Linked DNA regions of Homo sapiens: region 1 is linked to region 2. Evidence: read pairs that join two places in POLR2A ChIA-PET (ENCODE). Cell type or tissue: A673. All regions are shown on one strand. Each heading gives the region's core, and the rest is flanking DNA. Links, peaks and the distances in the headings are about the cores only.

Evidence for each region. ChIA-PET counts read pairs that join two places held together with the same protein. Peaks named below come from ENCODE experiments on the same cell type or tissue, not always from the same donor. Only the 100,000 strongest peaks of a DNase experiment are listed, where the experiment ranks them.
Region 1: POLR2A ChIA-PET joins it to region 2 with 10 read pairs; 2 of 35 experiments call an interaction of 5 or more read pairs at or near these places.

What each region holds. Positions count from the first base shown.
Region 1 is chr2:140,010,778-140,016,166 of GRCh38, forward strand. No RefSeq gene overlaps it. Among named protein-coding and RNA genes, the nearest start is that of LINC01853, 100 kb to the right of the region's middle. In A673, for the core only: no CTCF peak of the experiment used is centred there; DNase peaks (open chromatin) are centred at 744, 2,944 and 3,314; H3K27ac peaks cover 931 bases.
Region 2 is chr2:139,924,781-139,930,169 of GRCh38, forward strand. No RefSeq gene overlaps it. Among named protein-coding and RNA genes, the nearest start is that of LINC01853, 190 kb to the right of the region's middle. In A673, for the core only: no CTCF peak of the experiment used is centred there; no DNase peak of the experiment used is centred there.

The DNA.
Region 1 (5,389 bases), core at 165-5,164, 86 kb after region 2:
ATGCTCATTGTCCAATTCCTTTGATTATGTCACAATACTTAACTATAATTCCATGACTACAGTTGCTGCTACACTTACTACTACCACTAATTCTACAATTTACACATAACTTAATACATTCTGGATACCAGCAAAAAAGGTCACATACAGGGCTTAATTAAATGCTTAGACTCTGTGAGGTAGGTATCATTCCCTTTTTAAAAGATGAATACATTTCTGCAAATGGTAGTCCATTAATGTGCATAAAGTAATGACAATAATAAATGATCATGACAAACGCTTACTCTGTTCCAATGACAGTTCTAAAGTGTTACCTATATTAATTCATTTAATCCTTACAACAACCTCAAATAGTAGATACTGGTATTAACTATATTTTACAGCATAAAAGTAAGGCTTAATAACTTGTTCACTATTATGTGTACAAGTAAGTATTCAAACAAAAGCATGGCTTGGAGGCATTAGAGAACTGGATTATTTTGCTGTCTTAGAAAGCCACATCCATCCTGCAGGTGTTGATGCTTACCCTCTCTGTGGACCCCAAATCTTCTGAGTTACAAGTACAAAGTAGGGTTGGGTGAAAATTTCCTTTCCCCACTTAACTGCTTTGGTTTGCCTTTAAGAGTGAATTGCATTTTACTAAAATTACATCCAGAAATTTCATTCTGGGGCTGGAAGATTGACATTTATATACTCATTTCCCTTTGTTGAATTAACAGTTGCATTGTTTCCTCTGCTCTTATGAGCATTCAACAGGAAATATGAATTAAACGTAGTTATCTGACTACTATCTTACCAAGAAGTCTATGAAGAATTCTGTTACTCTGTTGGAATGCTCCCGGTTGAAATAATTTAGTGAATCTCTCTTTGCCAATTATAAGAATCACTCTATCAATCAATGTGTCTTTAGTCTTTCCTTGCTCTGTTACATTTTCCTAGCATAGGAATCTGATTTTGCTAATCCCTTGCACAGTATTTTTCAATGGCTCTCCATTGGCTAGAAGACAAACTAAATTGATTACCTGACAGGCAATGCCCTTCATGATCTGGCCACTCCCAAATATCAACTTTATACCTTTGCACTCTTACCTGTTTTACTGTGAATCTCAATAGCACTCAAATGTTTGCATCTTTGTCCATGTTTTAGTACAAGCTATCTACATGACCCACATCTGTCATTCTTTAGAGGTCTGTTTGTTTGTTTGTTTTTTGAGACAGAGTCTAACTCTGTTGCGCAGCCTGGAGTGCAGTGGCATGATCTCCGCTCACTGCAATCTCTGCCTTCCAGGTTCAAGCAATTCTCCTGCCTCAGCCTCCCGAGTACCTTGGATTACAGGTGCCTGCCACCACGCTCAGCTAGTTTTTGTATTTTTTGTAGAAACGGGGTTTCAGCATGTTGGCCAGGCTGGTCTTGAACTCCTGACCTCAAGTGATCCGCCCGCCTCAGCCTCCTCAGGTGCTGGGATTACAGCCCTGAGCCGCCGCGCCCGGCCTAGATGTTCTTAATTACTTTCCTAAACTGGTCAGTGCCCTTCCCTTTATGTTTCCTTTTCTTTTCCCTCAATACTTTCTACAATATGTTTGTAATAGCAAATATCTTATTTATTTACAAAATTAATAAACATAAATTGAGTGTTGGCCAGGCACGGTGGCTTACACCTGTAATCCCAGCACTTTGGGAGGCTGAGGCGGGCAGATCACGAGGTCAGGAGATCGAGGCCGTCCTAGCTAACACGGTGAAACCCCCTCTCTACTAAAAGTACAAAAAATTAGCTGGGTGTGGTGGCGGGCGCCTGTAGTCCCAGCTACTCGGAAGGCTGAGGCGGGAGAATGGCGTGAACTCGGGAGGCGGAGCTTGCAGTGAGCGGAGATGGCACCACTGCACTCCAGCCTGGGCGACAGAGCGAGACTCCGTCTCCAACAAACAAACAAAAACAAAAACAAACAAAACAAAACAAAACAAAAAACCATATATTGAGTGTTCCATAACATACTAAATATCTACATCTAGCAAGGTCATTTCTCCACTAGAGACTCCGATTGCTAAAGTAACTCCAGAAATTTTGTAAAAGCACTCTCATATCTCTTCTCAACCTAGATGCTCCATTCTTTATTTCCACTCCTTGTTCTGTAGTCTTATATTGACATTTCCTTCTCTATTGAGACTTTTTTAGACTTTCTGTTTGTTTTACTCCTAGCTTGAACTTTTGAATTCTGTCTCTCTTTTTTTTTTTCTCTCTTTTTTTTTAATCTGGGCTCACTTTAACCTCTGCCTCCTGGGTTCAAGCGATTCTCCTGCCTCATCCTCCTGAGTAGCCAGGACTACAGGTGTGCGCCACCAAGCCCAGCTAATTTTTGTATTTTTAGTAGAAATGGGGTTTCACCATTTTGGCCAGGATGGTCTCCATATCTTGACCTCTTGATCCGCCCCCCTTGGCCTCCCAAAGTGCTGGGATTACAGGCGTGAGCCACCGTGCCCTGCCCCAAATTCTGTCTTTTTGATGTCCCTATTGGGTTAGAAACTCAACCATTAACACATAGTCTAGATTCCTAAATCCTAGCCTAGAAAAAGCACTAGGGCTTTCCATATAAATGGCAGAGACCTGAAGGCAGTTATTGTATTGACATTATTTCCTTTGATTAATTCATCTTGAAGGGAGAAGTTCTGTTTATGCCTAGCATAAAAATATGTATTTTTGTAAACTTAATTAAATAAATGAACAACTAAATAAATTTGTTATTGCTACCTTGGTCACCATAAGGTGATTTTTGACACTGTTACTCAAGTCAATTTTTCTTTAGGTAGTTATGGTCTAGGACAATGCTTTATGAATTGTACCCTATGGAGTATTCAAGAGGGTGATGTGGGTGTTTTGGAAGCAGGAGTGAAAGATAAGAAGGAGGACCAAGTATGCAGGGCTTCAGGCTACTCATATGAATTTCAAGCAGAGAAAATCCCCTAGTGTGCACTTTACATATTGGACTTATTCCAAATATTTCAGTTGAATAAATGTTTCCAAGACTTAAAAAATGTAAAAAACCCAAAACCACTGATCCAAATCTACACTAGCGAGTGGCAAAGGCAAACTTCCCATTGGGCTTAAATGTGCTTACCTTGTCTCTATTTTACTTAAACAAATTTCCATGAAGTTAAAACTTTTCTAACTCTGATACTGAATTTGCCAAAAAGACAAACAAAGCATTACATGGGTGGCAAAGTTGCTTCTACACTTTTAATGATGACAGACTTCCCAAGAATACCGGATGAACCAGATCTGCATAAGCAAAAGGATTTATTTACCCAAGCATCTCTTCACTAGGAAATTCAATGATTTAATAATTCCATACCGCTTTAACTCCCTGGCACCTAGAACTTTGAAGAGCCTCCTGCTTAGGTGACAATTGCCAACAATAAATGCCTTGGAAACACTAATGTTAAGGATTAGGGAGTTAGTGCAGACAAAATGAATTATGCTTAGCACTTACAGGTTTTCTATGGGCAATAGTAGGATAAATGAGGTATTATTAGTACTGTACGTTCTGTGCCAGAGGCAATATCTAGCACTGTAGTCCTTTACACTTCTTGATATGCCAGCCTCTGTACTGTGTACTTCCAAGCTGATGCTGATAGAGCAAAGAAAGACATAGAGACAAAATCCTTTAAGTTCTTGAGTTCCTTGAAACAAAGGGAGATAAAAAGCAATGCAATATGTTAATTTGAAAATCAAATAAAAATGTACTGTGGATTTTTTTAACATGCCTCCTAAGGCTATTAATCCACACCACAAAATCAAAGGGAGTGCTAAATCTGTCAGAAAGGACTTAAAACACTCAAAGATACTTTTGAATTTCATTTATTCTTTCCTTTTCTCATCACTGATGATTTCCATGTTTTCAAAGGAAAGGGGCCTCTTGGGGGTTTAAGGGAGTGATTTCTTTAATGATGTCAATATCTGAAGCAGAGACATCCAGAGACAGTTTGCAGTTTTACAACCCTTTAAGTAAAAGTGGTGAAATGCCATCTCTACGCTTTCTAAATAGATGGCATATTGATAGCAATGAACATTATTTGCCAAGATTAGCACAGAAAGAATGCCCCATTTCCAATCTCAGTACTGAGACTATTAGGTCAAGGAATAGCAGAATGAGGACACTGAATGTTTATGAAAGTGATGCTTTGATCCAATGAGACCTAAATTGATATGTCATACACTTTGCCTTCATTAATATGTATTATAACTCAACTTCCTGCCAGAAAGTTCCACACCATCTTCCACTTTTTAAATTAGGCACAGTAGACTACACAAGAACATTACATTAGTTTGAGAAATATATTTGCCAGCAAATAGTCTTCATAGAAGAAAATATGTACCCCAAATATTTGAAAATTACTCTATTGTAAACACTACAAATCATTTAAGACTTACTACATCCTCACAGAGTGCATAAGAGTCTGATAACACATCATTATTTTTAAGTTGTGGCAGCAGATAGTAAAATATTACAGACTCAAGCTTTTACTTTTCCCGATTACCTCTCAATGTCTGATATCAGCTTGCATGCTGAGCAAAGTCATCTCTATTGATCAACTGCAACTATAAATGCATTCACACATTTATGCATCCGATTATCCATTGTTCATTCATGTGATACATTGAGTGTCTGCTATGGGATAGGGAGCCGTGCTAGGTGCTAAGGGCCTAGATATAAAAACTGCAGTTTCTGCTCTTTTAAGAGACTGGTGATATTGTGGGATAGCTGTATAAAAAGTAACACTGGCAGCAGAACTATGATTAGGGCTAAGGCAGCACAAAAGCTGGGTGCTATGGTAGCAGAAGCTAGAAGCTCTAGTGAGTTATTTAGTTCTAGGCCTACATGTTTTCAGTAGAATTTGAGAAGACTAATGTTCCCTTTGTGACTCCTTGATTGAATGTGGAGCTCACCCTATATCTGAAAGCTTCTCAGCCATAGACTTTCTGTACATGGGTCTTTACTGTGCCCTGTCCAACTGCCTGGAGGAGTTACCCTCTTGGGAACATCTTTTGTTCAGTTCCCTTTATATTTGAGGCATTTGTTTCTGTTCTTTCTCTAAAGCCAAACACTCCTTTGTCACAGTTTCATGGGACTTTAATTAGTTTCTCAATGCAGAATCGTAATTTCAGTTTCTACCATCAGTCAGCTCCTGATATTGTAGTCATTATTTAAACTGGTACTTGCGACTCTACCTCTTGTTTTCATTCTTCACACTCTTGGTTCACTTCTGTCTGCTCATTAAAGTCAAAAAAAGTTTGCCAACTATACATAAAATTAGAGCCCTCTTCTAAATCAATGACATGTCTATATAAAAAGTTCTACTGTGTTTTAAAAACACAATGATTTCAGCTATATG
Region 2 (5,389 bases), core at 334-5,333:
TTTCCTGACTTTATAAATATAATATTGTGAGCTTAGCTGTCTTCTTTTGATGGCTTACATGCAGTATCTCAGACTTATACTGAAAATGAATTCTCACTATACAGTAACTTGGATGTAGAAAGTGAAAGGAAGGGTGAGTGGGCACTTCAGTTGTAACAACAGGAAAGGTTTTGGAATAAAACACCGGGCTTAGATTATTTTCTAATGATTTGATTTTTTTGTTAACTTCAAGTATAGCAATAATAATAATAAACCAAACACTGCATTTAAAGACTTCAGTTCTATTTTTTGTATTATTTCTTGAAACTGATTGTTTGAAAATTACTTTACTCCTATTCCTTTGTTGAAGCTTTAAAAAAAAAGCCTTCCAATCATACTGTTGTTTAGTTAATCAGTTCATTCTTTGATTATTACATCATCGGTTACCAACATATGAAAGAGTATTGAAATAGAAGATAAATATCACGACAGATTAAAGAAGCATCTGAGCCAACTTTTCATTTTTTAATGGGGAAACACAAAGATGCCACTTCTGTTTGTGAAATGCACTGTGTCCTTAGATTTAAACTTTCAAATAGAGTACATACATTTATTTTTATACATTCCTATTCTACATTTAAGATTTTATTCAAATTGTAAAAATGCTAGCCCAAATGACTATGCAAATTCTGAGAGAAAGATTGTAAAGACTATTATTAACATAAGAGGTGGGAAGAAACACAGCTTGAGTTTGATATCCCAGGTGAAGTTTGCTGCTCTGAAAATTAGGAAAACACAACCTTTGACATACATGCTAGGAAATATAGACATGGATATTATTCTAAGAATTACCATGGAACCCCAATCTGTCAATTTAATTGTTATTCTTTTGATTATTACCACATCTAATTTATTCTTACATATTTGTTCTCGTACTCAAAACATTCACAACAATAGAATTTAAAGCAATCTATTAATTACTTACATTTCTACTTCTCTCTACCCTTTCCTTTATCTCTCCCACTCCTTTCTTATTTTTATAACAGGTTGGATGAAAAAGTAATTCTGGCTTGCTATTTCTATTATTGACGGGTCAAGGAAACCCTATACAAAAATAAATATATGTGAAGAAGATCTTACTCTTCTGGTTTGTTTCACTTAATTCTCCACCAAAATAACTTATTTTCCTTGAGTAAGAGGTTATTGAGAAGTGCAGCCTAACTGCAAGAAGAATTTACTTCAAGTTGTTCTAGTTGAGGGTCACTACTATCAACTCAGGTTCAAATTACTCACCCTGTCAACCAGAAAGTCAAACGTTAAATCTAGACTCACTATCATGGTTTGCAGCTGGAATTTATCTGTGAGATATCCCCATGTCTGCAGATAATGAATTGTGACTTGAACTTCTAACTTTAACACTAGTTGAAATTTCTTACAGAAAGGAATGATGTTGGCTCTCAAAATACTTATGTGTTTGGGGATTACATTAATGAAAAAAATTATCCAGTGTGTTTTAAATAGTAGACTTGTTTACATGTAACCTATGTAAAGAAATACAAGTCCATATTCTGGGCTTTCTAGCAGCTGAATTCAGAGACTTAATCCAACAGACAAAAATTAATAAAAGTATTAAACTTTTAGAACAGTCTTTCTCAGCAAGAGTGCATTCTTCTTCTCTTTGAAAATAACTGGGAAAGCTTGGAAGATCAAAAAACAAAACAAAACAGAAACAAAGTGTAGCGAGGACAAATCCTTTTGTCTCAACTGGGAGGAGAATAGAGAGAAATGGAAAGCATCTATAATTATCCATCTGTCATTTATTTCATATATTCATATATTAATTTCAGATACATTAGAAATATTGCAAATACATGACCAGAAAGTTATAGAAAGCTCCTATATAAATACTTCCATGAAGCCTAGAATTAGGGAAAATGTAGCCTCTTTCAAATGTACAGCTATTTCTTGATGTCAATAAAAATCTTGCTGCAATTTTCACATTTCTTTTTATATATAGGTCCCTCCAGCAAGAGAAACAAAACTTCATTAAAACTATTCGAAAAATATTTTAATTTTTTAAAAAATTTAAGAGTAAAAAAAATTGTGTTAGGGTTTGATGCTATATGTTAAAAATATTTAAATAATTACCTTTACAAATTTTACAGTTTAATGATAAACTAATGATTGTATGTATTCAGCATTTTTTATTTTAAAGAATAAAAAATGATATCACGTACAAAGCTACATTGTACAGACAATTTCAAGTCATCAATAGCGTATAATTTCTTAACTTGGGGTGTTTTCTTCACATCAAGAGAAACAGCCTGCCCCTTTCAGTGTTAAGAGCAGCACAGCTCTAGTCTAGTCTATGGTAGTCCCAAATAAGTACTCCAGGAAGACTGATTTGGAATGTTCCTGCTTCACTGTTTATATTAAATGTTTTCATTTTCTGTTTCCAATTCATCTTTGGAATTGTTTCTTTTTATTCTCTTCCAAGAATAGGCAATTTAATTTTTAAAGCATTAATCTTGCAAAAATTCAATTCAAATCTGATCATTTTGGAGGCTTTCAACTATCATGCCACATTCGTTTTGTTTACTTTGGAGGCTGCTGCCTTATATGCAATGAGTATTTAGTTATAATGGATGGTTATTCATGACTAAAAGAAGAAAAAAGTGAAATCTTTGTGATTGTGCCAGTGATATGAAAATTGGGACGGTAGCTAGATTAGGAGACGTGTCTGTTCTCCAATTCTCTATCTTCCCTAAACAGAAGAGAGCAAGAATCAAGTCCAAAAGTGTCAGAGTTGGATGGCAGTGGTTGGATCTCGGTTAAACCGTATTCAAACTGGTGGGACTATTTTTCTAACCTACTTTTTATTTTCTGCCTTTTTGTCTTTCTCTCTCTCTCTCAAATTAGTTCAAAGGGCAATTGTCCAGACGTCACTCTACCAAAAAAAGAGCTTAAACATTCTTGCTCTTTCTTTCTTTTTTTTTTTTTTTAATGCCTCAAGACCTTCATGGTCTTTTTCTTTTTTTTTTATTATACTTTAAGTTTTAGGGTACATGTGCACAATGTGCAGGTTAGTTACATATGTATATATGTGCCATGCTGGTGTGCTGCACCCAGTAACTCGTCATTTAACATTAGGTATATCTCCAAATGCTATCCCTCCCCTCCCCCCACCCCACAAGAGTCCCCAGAGTGCGATGTTCCCCTTCCTGTGTCGATGTGTTCTCATTGTTCAATTCCCATCTATGAGTGAGAACATGTGGTGTTTGGTTTTTTGTCCTTGGGTTAGTTTACAGAGAATGATGATTTCCAATTTCATCCATTTCCCTACAAAGGACATGAACTCATCATTTTTTGTGGCTGCATAGTATTCCATGGTGTATATGTGCCACATTTTCTTAATCCAGTCTATCATTGTTGGACATTTGGGTTGGTCCCAAGTCTTTGCTATTGTGAATAGTGCCGCAATAAACATACGTGTGCATGTGTCTTTATAGCAGCATGATTTATAGTCCTTTGGGTATATACCCAGTAATGGGATGGCTGGGTCAAATGGTATTTCTAGTTCTAGATCCCTGAGGAATCGCCACACTGACTTCCACAATGGTTGAACTAGTTTACAGTCCCACCAACAGTGTAAAAGTGTTCCTATTTCTCCACATCCTCTCCAGCACCTGTTATTTCCTGACTTTTTAATGACTGCCATTCTAACTGGTGTGAGATGGTATCTCATTGCGGTTTTGATTTGCATTTCTCTGATGGCCAGTGATGATAAGCATTTTTTCATGTGTCTTTTGGCTGCATAAATGTCTTCTTTTGAGAAGTGTCTTTTCATATCCTTCACCCACTTTTTGATGGGATTGTTTGTTTTTTTCTTGTAAATTTTGTTTAAGTTCATTGTAGATTCTGGATATTAGCCCTTTGTCAGATGAGTAGGTTGCAAAAATTTTCTCCCATTCTGTAGGTTGCCTGTTCACTCTGATGGTAATTTCTTTTGCTGTGCAGAAGCTCTTTAGTTTAATTAGATCCCATTTGTCAATTTTGGCTTTTGTTGCCATTGCTTTTGGTGCTTTAGACATGAAGTCCTTGCCCATGCCTATGTCCTGAATGGTAATGCCTAGGTTTTCTTCTAGTGTTTTTGTGGTTTTAGGTCTAATGTTTAAGTCTTTAATCCATCTTGAATTAATTTTTGTATAAGGTGTAAGGAAGGGATCCAGTTTCAGCTTTCTACATATGGCTAGCCAGTTTTCCCAGCACCATTTATTAAATAGGGAATCCTTTCCCCATTGATTGTTTTTGTCATGTTTGTCAAAGATCAGATAGTTGTAGATATGCGGCGTTATTTCTGAGGGCTCTGTTCTGTTCCATTGATCTATATCTCTATTTTGGTACCAGTACCATGCTGTTTTGGTTCCTGTAGCCTTGTAGTATAGTTTGAAGTCAGGTAGTGTGATGCCTCCAGCTTTGTTCTTTTGGCTTAGGATTGACTTGGCGATGCGGGCTCTTTTTTGGTTCCATATGAACTTTAAAGTAGTTTTTTCCAATTCTGTGAAGAAAGTTATTGGTAGCTTGATGGGGATGGCATTGAATCTGTAAATTACCTTGGGCAGTATGGCCATTTTCACGATATTGATTCTTTCTACCCATGAGCATGGAATGTTCTTCCATTTGTTTGTATCCTCTTTTATTTCATTGAGCAGTGGTTTGTAGTTCTCCTTGAAGAGGTCCTTCACATCCCTTGTAAGTTGGATTCCTAAGTATTTTATTCTCTTTGAAGCAATTGTGAATGGGAGTTCACTCATGATTTTGCTCTCTGTTTCTCTGTTATTGGTGTATAAGAATGCTTGTGATTTTCGTACATTGATTTTGTATCCTGAGACTTTGCTGAAGTTGCTTATCAGCTTAAGGAGATTTTGGGCTGAGACAATGGGGTTTTCTAGTTATACAATCATGTCGTATGCAAGCAGAGACAATTTGACTTCCTCTTTTCCTAATTGAATACCCTTTATTTCCTTCTCCTGCCTAATTGCCCTGGCCAGAACTTCCAGCTAACATCATAATGACAGGATCAAATTCACACATAACAATATTAACTTTAAATGTACATGGACCAAATGCTCCAATTAAAAGACACAGACTGGCAAATTGGATAAAGAGTCAAGACCCATCAGTGTGCTGTATTCAGGAAACCCATCTCACGTGCAGAGACACACATAGGCTCAAAATAAAAGGACGGAGGAAGATCTACCAAGCAAATGGAAAACAAAAAAAGGCAGGGGTTGCAATCCTAGTCTTGGATAAAAGAGACTTTAAACCAACAAAGATCAAAAGAGACAAAGAAGGCCATTACATAATGGTAAAGGGATCACTTCAATAAGAAGAGTTAACTATCCTAAAT